Linked DNA regions of Homo sapiens: region 1 is linked to region 2. Evidence: chromatin contacts called from ENCODE Hi-C or POLR2A ChIA-PET data. All regions are on one chromosome and are shown on one strand. Each heading gives the region's core, a stretch centred on a gene start or an enhancer-like site at or near the end of the contact. The rest is flanking DNA. Distances are from core to core; before and after follow the strand shown.

The links. A loop is a pair of places that touch in the nucleus more often than their neighbours do. ChIA-PET counts read pairs that join two places held with the same protein, here RNA polymerase II (POLR2A). Pooled maps may share reads with other maps.
Region 1: a pooled map shows a loop between it and region 2 (5-fold over the local background). The contact joins two enhancer-like sites. A Hi-C loop is called at or near these places in 1 of 168 maps with a recorded cell type or tissue (B cell) and 7 of 50 pooled maps. POLR2A ChIA-PET finds 5 or more read pairs at or near these places in 5 of 52 experiments (AG04450, K562, Panc1 and 2 more).

What each region holds. Positions count from the first base shown.
Region 1 is chr1:26,738,139-26,742,034 of GRCh38, forward strand. All of the region lies in intron 4 of ARID1A (AT-rich interaction domain 1A), which reads left to right. Among named protein-coding and RNA genes, the nearest start is that of ARID1A, 44 kb to the left of the region's middle. RefSeq lists a silencer at 1,548-1,597. Within about 2 kb of position 1,298, at least 3 of the 41 ENCODE cell types and tissues checked have a DNase peak (open chromatin) inside an H3K27ac peak, as active enhancers do.
Region 2 is chr1:26,580,988-26,584,452 of GRCh38, forward strand. No RefSeq gene overlaps it. Among named protein-coding and RNA genes, the nearest start is that of MIR1976, 28 kb to the left of the region's middle. RefSeq lists an enhancer at 1,949-2,018. Within about 2 kb of position 1,969, at least 4 of the 41 ENCODE cell types and tissues checked have a DNase peak (open chromatin) inside an H3K27ac peak, as active enhancers do.

The DNA of each region.
Region 1 (3,896 bases), core at 48-2,547, 160 kb after region 2:
TCAGCCTCCCAGGTAGCTGGAATTACAGACGCCCGCTACCACACCCGGCTAATTTTTGTATTTTTAATAGAGACGAGGTTTCACTATGTTGGCCAGACTGGTCTCGAACTCCTGACCTGGGTGATCCACCCGCCTCGGCCTCCCAAGGTGCTGGGATTACAGCCATGAGCCACGGTGCCCAGCCTATAGTAAATTCTTAGCACCCATACTTCTTGTTAGTACTTATCTCAAGTGTAATTTAAATTACTTATTTAATGCAAGTTCATTGAGGACTGACTTGCTGTCTTGCTTATTGCCATAGTGCCTGGCATCTGGTTGCTTATTGCCATAGTGCCTGGCATATAGTAGGCTCCAACTTACTGAATAGATGAACCTGAGCAGCATCCATTATAGTGCTCATTCAGGAAGTATACATCTGACAGGAGCAGCTTGACTGTATTACCAGAGTCTTGCTCTGTCACCCAGGCTGGAGTGCAGTGGCACGATCTTGGCTCACTGCAGCCTCCGCCTCCCGGGTTCCAGCGATTCTCCTACCTCAGCCTCTTGAGTAGCTGGGATTACAGGTGTGCGCCACCACTCCCGGCTAGTTTTTGTATTTTTAGTAGAGACAGGGTTTCACCACGTTGGCCAGGCTGGTTTCGAACTCCTGACCTCAAGTGATCCACCCACCTCAGCCTCCCAAAGTGCTGGGATTATAGGCGTCAGCCACTGCGCCCAGCTTCTGTAACTTTTCTTTTGTTTTTTTTTTTTTTTTTGAGACAGAGTCTCTGTTGCCCAGGCTGGAGGGCTGGAGTGCTGGAGTACAGTGGTGCCATCTGGGCTCACTGCAAGCTCCGCCTCCCGGGTTCAAGCAATTCTCTGCCTCAGCCTCCCTAGTAGCTGGGATTACGGGCACCCACCACCACGCCTGGCTAATTTTTTTGTATTTTTAGTAGAGATGGGGTTTCACCATCTTGGCCAGGCTGGTCTTGAACTCCTGACCTTGTGATCCACCCACCTTGGCCTCCCAAAGTGCTGGGATTACAGGCATGAGCCACTGCGCCCGGCCCAGCTTCTGTAACTTTTCTTACTGAGACACATTTGTAAATTTACATTTTGGTCTTGAAAGTGTACCTAGGATAGAGTAATGGAAAATGGATACAGGATTGAAAGCTGTGATCTGAAGAGGTTAGCTAGTGCTTCACAAACTTTAGCGTGTGTTAAGAATCACCTGAATTACTGCCTCTACCTGAGAAATTCTGATTCAGTAGGTGTGGGCTGGGACCTAAGAATTTGCATTTCTAACAAGCTCTGAAGTGGTACAGATGCTGCCAGTTCAGAAGACCACAATTGGAATGAGACTGAAGTAGGTAGTCACCTTTAAGGGAAGGAAAAAAAATTACTAGACTAGGAAGCCACAGCGGTAACTAGAATAATAGTGGTGATTTACACTGTAGTTTGACTCTTGATTATTTGGAAGGCACACTGTGGGTTAAGAATGGTAGAAAGAAAAGAGACTTGAAAGAAACTAGACTTCCTGTAGCTGTGGCCTCAGTGCAGTTTATTCCTGGGTAACGGAGCCCTTGCCCTGCCAGTACCACCCTGGGAGCTCCTCTGCTCTATGGTGCTCATCACTGGATCCCTTCCTTTAGTGGGGCCAAACTTAGTTGGTCACCAAATCTTAGTCTACCACAGAAATGGTTTTTGCTTTTGAATCTGGTTTCCCCTCTCTTTCTCCACTGCCTTTTGTTTTTTCGGGTCCCTGTTATCTCTCACCTGGTGTCTTGCCACAAACTTCTGACTGTTCTGTTTCTTTTCTTCCTCTTTTCCTTCCAAGTCTGTCCTCAGCATAATCACCAGAGTGATCATCTTAAAAAAAAAAAAAAAGAAAAAAAAAACCTGGCCAAGTTATGTTAATGCTTTAAAACCTGGCTACGTGTTGTCTGTAGATTTAAGTCCAAGTGTGACATACAAGTAAGTTTTTTTGGGATCTGGAGGATGAGGAGAGATGTAGGTAAGTTTCCTGTCCCTGGAGTAAAACCTGGCACACTTTTTGCTATGGGTGTTATGTAGAAGACAAACAGACATTTGACAAGGGTTGAACTTGTGTGACTTCTGAGGTCATTTGAACTCTTGGGTCCATGATTCCGAATATGATACGATGATTCCTAAAGGATCCTCCTGTGTTTCATTAGTAAAATAGACATAAAACAGAAGACCATGTGCCTGTATGTTATAATGAGTGCTGTCAGAGTTTGGTGAAGTCACTGATCCATTTATGTCTCAATAGTTGAAGGAAGAAGTCATGTTGAAGTTCAGTCAGTATGAGCTAGATGTGGATGTATTTAAGTGGTTAGTTACAAAGGGAAAGTCCAGCTTGAACAGAGGCCATGCAGGGATGGGGATGAGGTGCAGTATAGATACTTGGGGGCTGGTCAGCTTCCAGGGGTGGGAAGTAACAGGAAGGAAAGCTAGATCACAGGGATCCTGCTGAGCTTAAGCCATTTAGATCTGATCTTATGGGCTTGCAGATAGGTAACTGGGGCAATCATGTGATAAAACTAATGTTTTACAAAAATGATCCATTAGTTTGTAGTATGCTTTGAAAACGGGAGAGTCTTAAAGCAGTGGAATAAGTTAAACCGTAGAACTACTTCTGGCAAGAGGTATGGAGTTCTGGTCCTTCTGTCTCATTTGCATAGCCACCTGCTCCCACATGTGGAACATGCAGGAAAGAATACAGGACTGAGAATAAGTGGGTTCTGTGTGGTGGAATATTTAAAGATTTTGATTGACTGGTGGGCAGGGGGAGTCTCATTTTTGAGGAAAAGTTAAATTCCATATTTATTTTGTGGAATATAATATAGTAAGATTTCTGAAAACAAATGTCCAGTTTCTAGTTGGAGATAAGAAACTGAAACTTGGGTAAGACCTGAGTCTGGATACAAGTTTGCGAGTTACCTGTGTGGTAGTTAATAGTTAAACCATAGAATGAAACAGGCCTCCTAAACTGGAGTTTAGAGATAGAAGCCAGATGGAGCTCTGGACGATGCCGGAGGCCATCAGGTAGAAGCAGCCAACAGAGAGTTGGAGAGATCGGAGAAGGACCAGGATTGTGTAATATTTCTGGAAGCCAAGGGAGGAGGGACGAAGTCAAATTTATATTTCAAAGAAAATAGGTAGTTGGGTTTGTCATAAAGCATTTTATTGGGATCCTTTTTAGATAAGGAAAAGGCCTTATTTCTGAGGGCTTGAGAAAAGGAAATGAGCAAGGGAAAGGGAAAGAGCACTCTTGAAATGCACTGAGAAAAAGGAGAGTCTGGCTGAATCAGTCCAATTCCTCCGCTTCATCCCAAAGACCCGCATGTGTATAAGGCAGATGGAAGAGGGAAAAGTGAAGGTGCTGGCAGAATATTAGGAGGGTATAAACAGGCACATCTTTCTGGAGTTGTGAGAAAAAGGAATCAAAGGCATCCACTGGATTAATTTCTAAGGGACGCTATACCCTTGGCTGAAAAAAAGGTAATCTTAAAGACTGTTGTTGAAGATTGGATCATACTCATTTCCTCAGGTTAGGTAGGAGTGAATGTTATCGATATCAGGAGGGAGGTGGAGAACAGAATTAGGATCTGTAATGTCTATCAAATTATCCCTTGAGTTTCTGAGCCATTCTTTAGATTTCACTTAACATCTTAGCTATTACCCTTCGTATTTTTACTTCTGTAATGCTCTCAGACGCTGAGATCTTGGAATTACATTGGTCTAGAAAGAGGAAATGCGAGGGAGCTATGCTGTCCCTGTAGAATCCAGATTTTAGAGGGCAGGAGTAAGGCCAGGCAAGGAGCTACAGTCAACATCAGTTATTCTGAAAAGATAGGAATTGGAAGGTACAGAATACCCACTCCTGTTTTACATAT
Region 2 (3,465 bases), core at 719-3,218:
CCACAGATGGTTTCCAATTTCTGTTCGAATACCACCAGTGATGGAGAATCCACCACATCACAAGGCAATCCCCCACACAGTTGGAAAGTTCCTCCACTTTGAACTGAGGGCTTCTGAGTAGCTTCCACTTCTTGTGGGGGGTTCCCACTAACTCCTGGGGACCCAAGGGAGAAATGATTCAACAGAAGCAGGAGAGAGATCTACATGAGCACCCCACCCCCAGTGGAGGTAGTTGCAGGTGGCAGGCAAAGGAGTGGTACTAAGGCTACTCCAAGGAGAGGGAAAGACCCAGAGAAGTGAGCAGGAGGCCCTCGTGGGCCATCATTTCCCAGGGCCTTTGCAGTGGTCCCCACCTTTTCCCTCCCGCCTCAGCTCCTGCCCCACTCATCTGTGAAGGCAGCAGTGGGTAATGGGAACAGGCAGAGCTAGACAGACCCGAGATCATATCCCAGCCCTAATGCTGACCTGCCATGTGACCTTGGGCAAGTTGCTTCACTATTCTGACATTTCAACTGTCAAACAGAGCGATAGTGAGCATTAAAGGAGAGAGTGTTGGCCGGGCATGGTGGCTCATACCTGTATTCCCAGTACTTTGGGAGGCTGAGACTGGCGGATCATTTGAGGCCAGGAGTTTGAGACCAGCCTGGCCAACATGGCGAAACCCCATCTATTCTAAAAATACAAAAAATGAATAAATAATTAGCCAGGCGTGGTGGCAAGTGCCTGTATTCCAGCTACTTGGGAGGCTGAGACACGAGAATCACTTGAACCTGAGATGCAGAGACGGCAGTGAGCCGAGATCGTGCCACTGCACTCTAGCCTGGGTGACAGAGTGAGACTCTGTCTCAAAATAAAATAATAAAATAATAGCCGGGCACAGTGGCTCGCGCCTGTAATCCCAGCACTTTGGGAGGCTGAGGCGGGTGGATCACCTGTGGTCAGGGGTTCGAAACCAGCCTGGCCAACATGGCGAAACCCCATCTCTACTAAAAATACAAAGTTAGCTGGGCATGGTGGCGCATGCCTGTAATCCCAGTTTCTTGGGAGGCTGAGGCGGGAGAATCGCTTGAACCTGGGAAGCAGAGGTTGCAGTGAGCCAAGATTGCACCACTGCACTCCAGTCTGGGCAACAAGAGTGAAACTGTCTCAGAAAAAATAAATAAATAAATAAATAATAAAGAGGAGAGAGCGTGTGAAGTGTGTACGGAGCTGCTCAGTTATAAGCAAACAACATGAGGACGTGGGAAGCAGGCTAGAGTAGTGTGGTTAAGTGCAGACCTGGGATTAAGCTGTCCTGGTTTTGTTAAACTTTTTTTCTTGAGGGACAAACAACCCTGGCTTACAATCCAACTTTGACCACTTGCTTGTGGATCTTGGGCAAGCCATTTAATCTCTCTACCTTGATTTACTCATATGATTCATTTATTTATTTTTTAGAGACAGAGTCTTACTCTGCCTTGTCACCCAGGCTGGAGTGCAGTGGTATGATCATGGCTCACTGTAACCTCGACCTCCCAGGTTCAAGCAATCCTCCCACTTCAGCCTCCTCAGTAGCTTAGACCACAGGCACGGACTAACATGCCTGGCTAATTTTTATTTTATATTTTATTATTTTATTTTTTTGTAGAGCTGGGTTCTCACCATGTTGCCTGGACTGGTCTTGAACTCCTGGGTTCAACTGATCCTCCTGCCTCAGCCTCCCAAAACCTTGCGATTACAGGTCTGAGCCAATACGCCTGGCCTTCTCACCGGTTTAAGTAGAAGGAATCATATCCAGAACCTGGACAGGTCAGCTCATTTAAGCATCCTTGCCCCATGAAAAGAGGGAGCCCTTTCATTATGACCTTTACTCTCTTTCCAGAACCTCTCTCTGAGTTATAACTCATGTTTATGACTCAGTCTGAGACTTCTTTTTATAATTTCCTCTGTTTCTCTTCCCTTCTTCTGCTCCCCACCACCCCCGCCCGCTGTGGGCTGAGTTGAGAAACCGAGGGGTGATGACACATGTTGGAGCTGGGCATGAGGCCTGCACTTAGGATGGGCCTGGGGTCACTCATCCGTTGCAGAATCTTCTTTCCAGACCTGGACTTGGGCAAAGTCATTCCTGCAGTCGTTAGGAAGCTTTTCAGCTACTGGGTCCTTTGTGGGCTTCTGTGAGTGGGGGTTGGAATCAGAAGACACAAATGAGGTCAAATCTCAACAGCAGCCATCACTAACTATATGATCTTGGGCAAGTCACTTGGCCTAAGTCTTATTTCCCTCATCTGCAGACCATCATCAGAGAGTCATGGAGGAGATAAAAAGAAACAATGAGGATAAAGGCTCTGGCAGGAATCCGATCCAGAACAAATGATGGCTGAATTGCAAGAATGCTTGATAGAACCTTCAGGCCTAAGTGAGATGCTCCAGAACCAAGGGATCTTAATTCAGGGCCCATGGCATCCCAGGCATGGGGATATATGTAAAATGACCTGTATATCTTCCTGGGAGGAGAGGGTACAGGGTTTGTCATCAGATTCTCAAAGGAATTCAAGATCTCCTAGATGTTAAGAAACATTTTATCCAGGGGAGCAGATAACACTTTTACTTTTCAAGCATGTAGAACAGCAGTCCTGCCACAGCACTGTGCGATAGTTCTTTCAGTAGACTTAACGTTCCAGGCTGGGCACGGTGGCTCACACCTGTAACCCCAACACTTTGGAAGGCCAAGGTGGGTGGATTGCTTGAGCCCAGGAGTTTGAGACCAGCCTGGGCAACATGGTGAAACCCCCTCTATACCAAAAATACAAAAATATTAGTCAGGCATGGTGGGGTGTGACTGTGGTCCTAGCTATTTGGAAAGCTGAGAAAAGCTGAGGTGGGAGGATCCCTGGAGCCAGGGAAGTTGACGCTGCAGTGAGCTGTGATTGTGCCACTGCACTTCAGCCTGGGTGACAGAGAGAGACTAGGCATTAAAAAAAAAAATTAAATTAAATTTAAAAAACACAAAAATTAAAAACTTATGTTCCAGACACGGAAGATACTAAAATGAGAGCAATTGGCTTCTTGACTTTCTGGAGCATTGAATTTCAGAGAGGTTAATCGATTTAGCCAAGGTCACACAGTGCTGAAGGAAGCCTGATGCTGGAATTGGACCCCCAAGTCTCTGACTGCAAAGTTGGCCACTTTGTGTCTTGATAAAGGAGCCTTCTCAGGGGTCAAGTTCCTTCTGTTGGCTGAGACCAACAAGATCAGCATTCTATAAGGCCTGGGAATGGTCATTGGTTGAGGTCACATTGAGGGCCTCTGCCAGGGAGATGAGTGTGAGCTACCAGCTCACCTCCTGGGGGTGCTGATGAGCTGCCTGTAGATTGACTGGGGTTGTTAATCACCCATGATTCAGGGAGAAGGGGTTATCTTGCTGACTGCAGGCTGACAGACCATGAGGGAGCTCCACGTGTGTATTTATATCAACAATACTGAGGT